Regions from separate parts of the Mus musculus genome. Here region 1 is linked to region 2. A link is a loop called in an ENCODE intact Hi-C map of the cell type or tissue named here. Cell type or tissue: left cerebral cortex. All regions are shown on one strand. Links, peaks and the distances in the headings refer to the core of each region. The heading gives the core; the rest is flanking DNA.

Evidence for each region. A loop is a pair of places that touch in the nucleus more often than their neighbours do. Peaks named below come from ENCODE experiments on the same cell type or tissue, not always from the same donor. Only the 100,000 strongest peaks of a DNase experiment are listed, where the experiment ranks them.
Region 1: it touches region 2 in a loop (2.4-fold over the local background); 1 of 42 quality-filtered maps calls a loop at or near these places.

Annotation. Positions count from the first base shown.
Region 1 is chr8:3,531,269-3,536,637 of GRCm38, forward strand. It overlaps Pnpla6 (patatin-like phospholipase domain containing 6), which reads left to right. Exons shown (of 35, transcript NM_001122818.3): 18 at 161-292; 19 at 370-493; 20 at 735-848; 21 at 1,084-1,159; 22 at 3,262-3,402; 23 at 3,564-3,627; 24 at 4,194-4,362; 25 at 4,552-4,734; 26 at 5,275-5,369. Among named protein-coding and RNA genes, the nearest start is that of Pnpla6, 19 kb to the left of the region's middle. In left cerebral cortex, for the core only: no CTCF peak of the experiment used is centred there; a DNase peak (open chromatin) is centred at 2,526.
Region 2 is chr8:3,606,312-3,611,680 of GRCm38, forward strand. Camsap3 (calmodulin regulated spectrin-associated protein family, member 3) reads left to right here. Exons shown (of 17, transcript NM_027171.3): 12 at 1-95; 13 at 193-509; 14 at 1,480-1,579; 15 at 1,878-1,990; 16 at 2,083-2,201; 17 at 2,287-2,764. The coding sequence ends at 2,592. Xab2 (XPA binding protein 2) reads right to left here. Exons shown (of 19, transcript NM_026156.2): 13 at 5,361-5,369; 14 at 5,083-5,273; 15 at 4,803-4,925; 16 at 4,536-4,707; 17 at 4,234-4,363; 18 at 4,000-4,109; 19 at 3,779-3,908. The coding sequence ends at 3,847. Among named protein-coding and RNA genes, the nearest start is that of Xab2, 12 kb to the right of the region's middle. In left cerebral cortex, for the core only: no CTCF peak of the experiment used is centred there; DNase peaks (open chromatin) are centred at 1,712, 2,459 and 2,965; H3K27ac peaks cover 186 bases.

The DNA.
Region 1 (5,369 bases), core at 93-5,092, 75 kb before region 2:
AGAAGGTAGAATGTAGCCCCCAAATCGGACCTCCCAACACCTTCTAGGGCAGATGTGATTTCTTTCTGTTTCACTCCCAAACCAACACCCATTTTCTTCCTTCCTTTCAATGTACTCCAAGAAGGCCTGGTCACACACACACATCCCGTTTTGCTTTCAGGATCATGCGTGCACAACCCAGTGTGGTACTGAGTGCAGCTCACACGGTGGCTGCTAGAATGTCCCCCTTCGTGCGCCAGATGGACTTTGCCATTGACTGGACAGCTGTGGAGGCTGGTCGTGCGCTCTACAGGTGCCACCCTTGTCCTGCTTCACTGCTCAAACCCTAGATACAATTCTGTCTGACTCTCCACTTTTCACCCACCCCAGGCAGGGAGACCGCTCCGACTGCACCTACATTGTACTCAATGGACGTCTCCGTAGTGTCATCCAACGAGGCAGTGGCAAGAAGGAGCTAGTTGGGGAGTATGGTCGAGGGGATCTCATTGGCGTGGTAAGGGCAGCCCCCATATCTCTCTAAGCATAGTTGGCCCTTCACCCACATGCACATCATCGGAGAAATCTGATGGAATTGGAGACCCAACCCCAACTTTAGTGCCAACCCAGACCTCTTCCCTGGCTCCTTCCTGTGAGTCAGAAACAATCAGTAAAGTGGGCGAGAAGCCTGGACTCCACTCTCTGTGCCTCTTCAGGCCCCCATTATCACCTGGGTGAGTTCTTATTTTGCATCCCAGGTGGAGGCACTGACCCGGCAGCCACGAGCCACCACTGTACACGCAGTGCGAGACACTGAGCTGGCCAAGCTTCCCGAGGGCACCTTAGGCCACATCAAACGTCGGTACCCACAGGTGCATCTTCTGGCTGGGGACCGCAGGGGCCGTGGCTTGTGTGTGTGTTTGCGCCTATGCGTGTGCGCGTGTGTGTGTGTGTGTGTGTGCGCGTGCGCATGCGCGCCTGGCTTTTCTAGTCAGGTTGCAGCCCAAGTAATGGTATTTCTAGCCTCCCAGGTGAAGGAAACAAAGGTGAGACCTTTCAGTCTCACTGAACACCATTCTCTTCCACCTCTCCAACCCTCTGCCTTAGGTTGTGACCCGCCTTATTCATCTGCTAAGCCAGAAAATTCTAGGCAATCTGCAGCAGTTGCAAGGACCCTTTCCAGGTGAGAGTTTGACAGCCTCAGGGCGTAGTGAGGGACTTAGTCTGGCGGCCACGAACAAGCTATCAAATGGCATGATGGGAAACCGAGTTCAACCCTAAATCTTACTGGAACTGGAAGTTGGATTTAGTGTTTGCTGGAAAATGTAGTCCTTGTTTCTAGGCAGTTTGTTAATTTGTCTAAAGTCTTAGCAGATTTTTTTTTTAAGTAAGGGCAACATTTTTACGGCTTATTTATCGTGAGTACACGCTCAAGTGCAACTGCACACACATATGTGAAGGTCAGAGGAATCCGTTTTCTCCCTTCTCTTTGGATCTTGGGGATCAACTCAGGATGCCAGGCTTCACAGCAGCACCTTACCTGCTGAGCCATCTCTCAAGTCCATGGGGTAGATTCTTCAGCAGGGGGGATGCTTCCCCCAGTGGAATCACATGAGCATTCTGGGAAAGAATCATAATACGATTACAAATGAGCTCGTGCGTGGCATACGGCACTAGGGGCACATTGGGAAATGGCTTCTGAAGTTAAACTGGCCTGCTAGGAAATGTGGTTATTTATACTGGAGAGTACTTTCTGTGAGCTAGAATATATCATGTTACAGTCTGTTCAAGCCATGCCACCAAACGCACCTGAACTTCCACATTTTTGCTAACCTTTCCTCCACATAACCTTCACATTCAGGAAATAAAGGTCGAAGTCATATAAGTAGGAAAGACATAATTTTAAAAACACACATAAAGACCCCAATGTCAGGAGCTGGTAAGTATGGAGGGAAATGAAGCAAGGTAATTACGCAGGGCTGCAGGCAGAAAGCTGGAGAAAAGGATGGATGGATGGAAGGAAGATCTTTGGGGACTGTGGGCTGAGCCATCCCAGGGTTACCTAAAGCTGGATGTGGAAGAGAAGTAGGAAGGTCCACACAAGGTTTCATGGTTTGGAGCTTTGTTTCATGTTGCTCAGGCTGGCCTTGAACCCACTGTGTAGCCAAGGATGGCCTTGAGTTTATACCTTCTGAGTGCATAGGTGACAAGCATATGGTACAACATGGCTTATGTTGTGAATGGAGCCCAGAGCTTTGTGCATGCTAAGTCATGCTTTGGACCTATAGCCCCAGTCCAGGGATTAGTGCTTTTGAACCACAACAAGGAGTAACCTTAGAGGGAAAGAAGGGCCTTGGGAAGTGTTTGAGTTCACTAAGGTGAACTCAACTAAGGTGAACTCAATATGGGAGAGACGAACCAACCAGCAAGTAAAGTCTGAAGTCTGAAGTGAGGCCTTGGCAAGAGATGGAAATGACAACTCCATCTAGGCTGGTAGCTGAGAAACTGAAAAGTCACAAGTATATTCTTGTCTTAGTCGGTGTTGGGACATAGTAGCCTGAGTCAGGATGGGATGTGCTCTGCGTAGGCACAGTGGATTTGAATGGTTCTAACATTGCATGGTGGGTAGCTGGGTATAGTAGCACACATCTGTTATCTCAGCCCTTAGAGGTTGGATGCAGGAGGCAGGATTTCAAGGTCATTCCCAGCCATGTGAGACCACATATCAGAAAAGAACTGCAACAAAGTTGTGTAATGGGTCTCACTGAGATTAAGGCCCAGAGTAAAGGGTGCTGGCCATGTCTTAACAAGAAACACCCAAGGATGGAATTGTATGTGGGGCACTACACCCATGGCCTCTGTATGGTGTTATCATAGCTTAGAATAGTGAGGATCGGGCTGGTGAGATGGTTCAGCAGGTAAGAGCACCTGACTGCTCTTCCGAAGGTCCTGAGTTCAAATCCCAGCAACCACATGGTGGCTCACAACCATCCGTAACGAGATCTGACTCCCTCTTCTGGTGTGTCTGAAGACAGCTACAGTATACTTACATATAATAAATAAATAAATCTTAAAAAAAAAAAAAGAATAGTGAGGATCTGGGGGGGAGGATGACAAAAGGCAGGGATAGAGGGGAATGAAAAGGAAGTGGGGGGGGGTGAGGAGAAGTGGGGGAAGAAGAGGAGGGGGAAAGGGAGATAGGTAGAAGAGGAGGTGGTGGGGAGAAGGAAGATACCTCTCTGAACACAGAGTTGCTCAGCCGATCCCTGATTGGTGTCTCAACAGGCTCCGGGCTCAGTGTTCCGCAGCACTCGGAACTGACCAACCCAGCCAGCAATCTGTCTACTGTAGCTATCCTCCCTGTGTGTGCTGAGGTGCCCATGATGGCCTTTACTCTGGAACTGCAGCATGCTCTGCAAGCTATTGGTGAGCGATAGGGAATCTGTTCAGTGGAACGGTGTGTCTATACTCCAGTCACCCGTACTAAGTGGTGGGTGAGTGGGTGGTGGGTGCGAGGGAAACGGAGCCTAAGCCGTGGGGATGGGTGACAAGCGCTCTGTCTAACTTCCATTCCTCAACCCCACTAGGTCCCACGCTCCTCCTTAACAGTGACGTCATCCGGGCACTCCTGGGGGCTTCAGCACTGGATAGGTGTGTGGGGGTTGGGGAGTGGGGCTGGAAGGGCAGAAGGCCTGTGTTGGACATTCTTTCAGATTGGGCTGGAGAACTAGGCTTCTGAATCGAGGAGTCTTGCCTGTCGGATCAATAGGGAGACGATGTGGGGCAAATCCCTTTTGGTAGCAGGGGTGTCAAATTGGAAACCCAGGGGCCATATGCAGCTCTTATAGTTGTGAGATACTGTGGCTCAAAGCAAACTTAAAATATTATGAGGATTTTAAAAAAATTGTTTGGGTTTTTTTTTTTCTTTGTAACTTGCTTATGTGGTTCTTGAGCATTAACATTGTTGATTTCATGTGGCAAAGTAATGCAAAACAAATATATGTGAAAATAAATATATATATATACATATATATATATGCCTTTGCAACACCTGAGTCCCCATTTCAACCCCACTCCCTGCCTTGGCGTGCATTTTAATTGTTGGGACCTGGAATTATCTAAATATTCCCAGCAGTAGAATTGCACTATCTCTATATTGGGAGAGGTTGTGGGACTCCAGGCCGGCTCCAGGATGACCCTCCCTCATTATATCTCAGCATTCAAGAATTCCGGCTGTCAGGGTGGTTGGCCCAGCAGGAAGATGCCCATCGCATTGTGCTCTACCAAACTGACACATCCCTGACGCCTTGGACCGTCCGTTGTCTGCGCCAGGCCGACTGCATCCTCATTGTGGGCCTGGGGGACCAGGAACCCACTGTTGGCCAGGTCTGGAGACTGTATGCACTGATTACCCACACATACACCTCAGTCTTCCCCTCAGGATCTCATCCCTTGTCCTTCCGTGCCTGTGGAAGGCCATGTACACTCATGCTGCTGTTCTGTGAGGGAGCTGAGCTTTGCCGGGTGTGGGTAGAGAAGGTATCAATGACCTCCACCTGTCTCTGTCTTCCATAGCTGGAGCAAATGTTAGAGAACACTGCTGTCCGTGCCTTGAAGCAACTGGTTTTGCTGCACCGGGAGGAAGGCCCTGGTCCCACGCGCACTGTAGAGTGGCTCAACATGCGCAGCTGGTGCTCAGGGCACCTGCACCTGCGCTGTCCTCGCCGCCTCTTCTCACGGCGCAGCCCAGCGAAACTTGTAAGGGGTGGGAACCTAAAAAAGGAACCCAGGGGAACAATCTGTCTTCTACCTCAGGGGTCGGGTTTGGGTGTAATATGAAGAAGAGCCTTAGGAAACACACCTAATGCTTAGGTGTATAATTTGAGGGATACTCTCCTCCAGTGGGGGTTGGGGCCAGAGAATAACTGTTCTTCCATCTGGGACCGAGGCTTGGGCGTGGCTTGAAGAAAGGCCCTGAGTGGCACGCCTCTGCTGCTTCCTGTTCCAGTTTGGGGACACACCCCTTTGCCTGTGGGCGTGGCTTGGTGTCACGCCCTCTTCCACCTTGAGTGGCATTTGGTACATCTGCCAAAGGTTGTAGTTTAGGGGTACAGCATGCCCCACAGTCGGGCAGGACCAGGGCTTGGGCAGGACCAGAGAGCTGAGACAGAGCCTGAACCAATTGCGGGAGTGGAGGTGAGGGGTAGGTAGCAAAGATGAGTATGTGCCTGAGTGGTCCCCTAGACTTGTTCTTTGTTACCTCAGTCTAACACATCTTTATTCTCTCCTGGATCCCAGCATGAGCTGTATGAGAAGGTTTTCTCCAGGCGTGCAGACCGTCACAGCGACTTCTCCCGCTTGGCACGAGTACTCACAGGAAACACTATTGCTCT
Region 2 (5,369 bases), core at 82-5,081:
CTGCTGGAGCGTCAGCAGAGGCGGGTAGAGGAAGCCCGGCGGCGCAAACAGTGGCAGGAGGCAGAGAAGGAGCAGAAACGGGAGGAGGCCGCCAGGTGAGGCTAGAACTGGAATGAGGGGCCTGGCCTTTGGTATTGCTGCCCCAGTGCTCCCATATTCTATCCTGCTTGCTACCTTCTGTCTAATCTGCAGGCTGGCTCAGGAGGCTCCAGGCTTGGCCTTTACAACTCCTGTTGTAGCCTCTGCGGCTCCAGTGGCCACCTTGGCTCCTACTACCAGAGCCATGGCCCCAGCTGAGGAGGAGGTGGGCCCCCGGCGGGGGGACTTCACAAGACTTGAGTATGAACGCCGGGCACAACTGAAACTGATGGATGACCTTGATAAGGTGCTACGGCCCCGGGCCTCAGGGACCGGGGGACCAGGGCGGGGCGGGCGCAGGGCCACCCGGCCACGCTCTGGTTGCTGTGATGACTCGGCCTTGGCACGAAGCCCAGCCCGCGGCCTGCTGGGTGAGGACCCTGTTGGAGGGGCCCTATGATTGTGGAGAGAGGGAGTGTCTGGTGGCATGCAGTGATGGGGCAGGAATTTGGAGTGGGCATGAGTTCCAGTGTGGTGAGGGTAACTTCCTTCCTTGGCTGGATAGTGAGGAACTCTCTTGGATATTTGAGGATGCTACTAAACAGTGCTCCCTTCCCTGTAGGTATGTGGACAAGAATGCCAAACTCAGGGCTGGGTTTGTCTGGAATGGATGAGGCCCTGGGTTAAATCCCAGAGCTGTATAAGAAAAATTGCCATATTAAGGTAGACAGGTTGGCACATGCCTGTCATTGCGATACTCAGGAGTCTGAAGCAGGAGGATTTTGAGTTTGGTCCTAAACTGGCTGTTGAGCAGCTTCTCTGCCCATTTAGGCTACACCTTGAGGTCCTGCACCAAACACTGAAACTAAGGACACATAAACACACACACACACACACACACACACACACACACGAATAAGTTCAGAGTGGTGGTGGTGGCTCTTGGTAGAGTACTTGCCTACCCTAGCGTACACGAAACTTCAGGTTCCATCCCCAGTTTTAACCAGGAATGGCAGTTATAGGCCTATAACTCCAGCACTGAGAAAGTAGAGACTGGAGACTTGGTCATCCTCAACAAATAGGAAGTTTGAGGCCAGCCTGGGCTATAGAAGACCCATCTTTAAAAAGTAAAAGCCAGACTGGAGAAACGACTCAGTGGTTAAGAGCACCTATTGCTCTTCCAGAGGTCCCGAGTTCAGTTCTTAGCAACCACATGTGACCGACTCACAACCATCTGTAATTGAGTCCAGTGCCCCCCTCTGCTGTCATAAGACAGATACTCGTATAAATAAACAAAACTTAGCAGGCAATCACGAAAGGCTGAGAGGGTCTCGGGAATGCCCATGGGCGTTAATGGAGGTAAAGGCCTTAGGGATAACTGACTGGTACTGTCTATCCTAGGTTCACGGCTCAGCAAGGTCTATTCCCAGTCCACGCTGTCCCTATCTACGGTGGCCAACGAGGCTCCCAATAACCTTGGTGTGAAGAGGCCCACCTCTCGGTGAGTCTATCTGGAACCTAGAGCAAGATATGGCGGGACCGCTGGGATGTGTAGATGGAAGGAAGTACAGGAACACAGATGGGATTTGGGGGAAACTGACTCAAGTCTGGAGGATGTGCCCACATGCAATGTAGGAGGTTGAGCATATGGAGCAGCTGTCTATGGACTTGTGGCAGCATGCAATATACATGCCCCTCTCCTCTGCAGTGCACTGGGCTTGCCTCGTCCCTAATCCTGTTGTACCCTGGGAGGCTTCACACACTACTGACCCCAGCTTCACCCCTCCCCTCCCCTGCAGGGCCCCTTCTCCATCAGGCCTCATGTCTCCAAGCCGCCTGCCTGGCAGTCGAGAACGTGACTGGGAGAATGGAAGCAATGCATCCTCCCCAGCATCAGTGCCTGAGTACACAGGTAAGTGAGACCGGGTAATGTTAGAAGCTACGCGTTCTCTACCTGCCTTTCCCCAACCCACGCCCAGTCTCTGCTGACTGACTGCCCTCCAGGTCCCCGGCTATACAAGGAACCCAGCGCCAAGTCTAACAAGTTTATCATCCACAATGCCTTGTCACACTGCTGCCTGGCAGGCAAGGTGAATGAGCCCCAGAAGAACAGAATTCTAGAGGTGAGTCCCACAGCTGTCTGGGTGGGTAAGACTAGCGGGTAGAGCAGTAGTCCAGCCTGACCAGCTTCTTGCCACCATCCCTCAGGAAATCGAGAAAAGCAAGGCCAACCACTTCCTGATTCTCTTTCGGGACTCAAGCTGCCAGTTCCGGGCCCTCTACACTCTGTCTGGGGAGACAGAGGAGCTATCGAGGCTGGCAGGCTATGGGCCTCGGACCGTCACTCCTGCCATGGTCGAAGGCATCTATAAGTACAACTCGGATCGCAAACGGTTCACCCAGATCCCTGCTAAAACCATGTCTATGAGTGTAGACGCCTTCACTATCCAGGGACACCTTTGGCAAAGCAAGAAGCCCACCACGCCCAAGAAGGGTGGCGGTACCCCCAAATAGTGCCCACCTTGGGCAGTGCACTCCTGGGTCCTGTCTGGTCATGCTGTGGGGGGCTGAGCTGGGAGCTTCAGTGACTCAGGGCTCAGCTCAGTCCCCTTGTCTGTCCTCCACTTTCTTGAATAAAATAACTGAAAAGAGAAGCTGAGACACGGTGTCTCCTCCCTAAGCCTGACCAAGTTTACGTCTCGTGTTTTCACAAGCCCTACCTTGTCGTCTTTGCCCTTTTGCTGGCCCTGTGGCAGCTCCTGCCAACATCTGTGGTGACCTTCCTGTTGACACTCCCTCCTCTAGATGTTCTCAGCCACCTCTGATCTGACCTGGCAAGAGATTCCAGACCAGCTCTCCTCTCCTGGGCCTCCTCCACCCCCACATTTTCCTCCTCCGTGTGGTTGCATTTGGTGTGCAGCCAACTTCTAACCCGATCCCTGTTTCCTGTTGCCAACCTGCCTTCATTTCTGAGCCCAGTTACAGTCTCTGAGCTGGGGATTCTGTGTCCTTCCTCAGAGCCCCTTATCAGAGGATCTAGTTGCCACTGTAGGTGCAGAGTTCAGATGTTAGGCTCACTACAGCCTTGCTTCCCAGATACTGCCAAATTGTATAGAACTCACCCCTCCAGCTATCCCATGGTCCAAGCCAATAGCCTGTCTCCAACTGCGCCCTGCTCACACGGCAGCCTGCGTGACCGGCTCAAACACAAATCTGATTATGTCTCCTGATGCCAAAAGCCCCTTAATGATCTAGAGGCCACTAATGGCTTCCCAGAGCTTAAGCTAGAAGGGCTCCACCCTGGATGTGGCCTGTACACCAGGCCTGGTGTTTGGCCTTTAGCCAGGGATACAAGCACCTTGCTAGTAGGTCCACGGAGCCTATTACTACATGGAGACACAAGGGTTTGTGAACTCCCGGATCTATGACACCCACGTAAGTAGGGCCAGGTGTCCCTCGGTTTGGGGCTCAAGGAGGTTTCTTACTGGGCAAGCCTGACAAGAGGCCTGGGATGGGGCAGGGGAACTGGCCCTGCAGCGTCCAGAACTGGCTCTGCAGGGTGAGGGCAGGTTGTCCACATGCCATATCCCCTGACTACTCCACCTCCTGTCCCAGCCAATCAGTGCTGAGAGCCAGGCAGTTCTAAGCTAGCACGCCCTGAGGCACCTGGACGGCAGGAAGGAGGTCAAGACCGGGATGTACAAAGAGGGGATGTATTAGAAGGGTAGTTATGGGGGAGTGACCATGGAAGAAAAAGTGTGGAGGGAGTCAGTCTTCCTTTAGGCTCCCGAACACAGCAGCTGGTACACTCTGCTGTTCCAGTCGGACTTCTGTGGGGGAAAAGAAGTGGGGTCAAGGTGGGGGTGGATGGGGGGTGGCCCACCTCTGCTCTTAACCCTGGCCCCTGGGCTGGCCACTGACCATTGGGCTCCAGGTCCATCTCGTCCTCGTCCTCATCCTCGCCCAGCTGGATCTCCTCAGGGTTGGCCTGCTGAGCCAGCTCTGCCAATTCCTCCCTGGATGCATCACTCCTAGGGTTTCGAGAGGGAAGCTGGTAGCTGCCAGCTGCTTCAGTGGACCCCCTCCAGCCCCCAGCAGCTTCTCTGGAATACCCCTTTCCTAAGAAGGACTGGCCCACCCCCCACCTGCTCTCACCTCACAAAGAAGATCTTGCTCTGGGCCCTGGGGGGCTGGTCCCGCTCCGCCTCAGCTGCCAGCTGTTCTGCTCTCTGTTCCAGCAGCTTCATGTCATCCATGCCACTCTGCCCAGGAGCCAGGTCAGACACTGGAGGTGCAGGGCCAATGAGGGAGAGAAGGTTAAGGTTAGACCTCAAGCCCTCTCCAAATGCTGCCAGGCCTAGGAAGCCTAGGCTGGGCCGTGAGTGCTCTGGGACAGGGCAGACATTGCTCCATGTGGCCTAGCCATGAAAAGGAAAGGGGGGGTTAAAGAAGCTCACCGGTGCCTGTGGCACTGCCCGACACCTTGAGCATCTGTGAAGCCATGAAGTTGACCTGAGTATTGTATGTGGCCTGCACACTCCGCCGTATCCTCAGCATCTCCCTGATGGTATCCTCATTGCCGTGCCGAACCTCAAAGTCCTTCCATGTTTGCCAGAATGCCCCAGTTGTCTGTGGTGGGGCGCAGGCATGTGGTTGAGCCAGGTGCTTGGCACAGCATCCCCACTGCCCACCCTCACCTCTCCAACACTAGGCACAACCCGTACCCGGGGATCACAGATCTGGGAGCAGAAGCTGTAGATGGCCCGGGCGCGGTCGATTTCACCGAGCTTGCACTCCATGTCTGCAAACCGCAGGCACATCTCACGGGCATGCTCATCAGACAGCACCTGGCACCATGGGGTCAGGGAGAGCAGGGGTGAAGGAAAGGGGTCCCAGTGCCTGCCTGTAGGAAAGCCTTCTGCCATCCTCTCCACAGGCAGGCTTTCTGGGATCCTTCTGTCTGCATGGACCCCAACCCCATACCAGGTCACTAGTGGTGGGTACCTCAATGGCCTTCTGGTAGATGCCACGAGTGTGGGTGACGCCATAGATCTCAGCAGCTCGCTTGATGTAGATGTTAAACATGTCGTACTGCTGTGCTGGCTCCACTGCCCTGGTCGCACGGTCATACACAGCCATGGCATGGCGGGCAAGGCCCCACTCCTCCTCCAGCTGTGCGTAGAGCAGGTATAAAGCTGCACACACAAGGGTCCAGTTAGCAGCGCGCCACTCAGCACATGCTACTCATCCCCACGTCCCATGACAGCCCACAGACTCCTCACTCTTGGCAT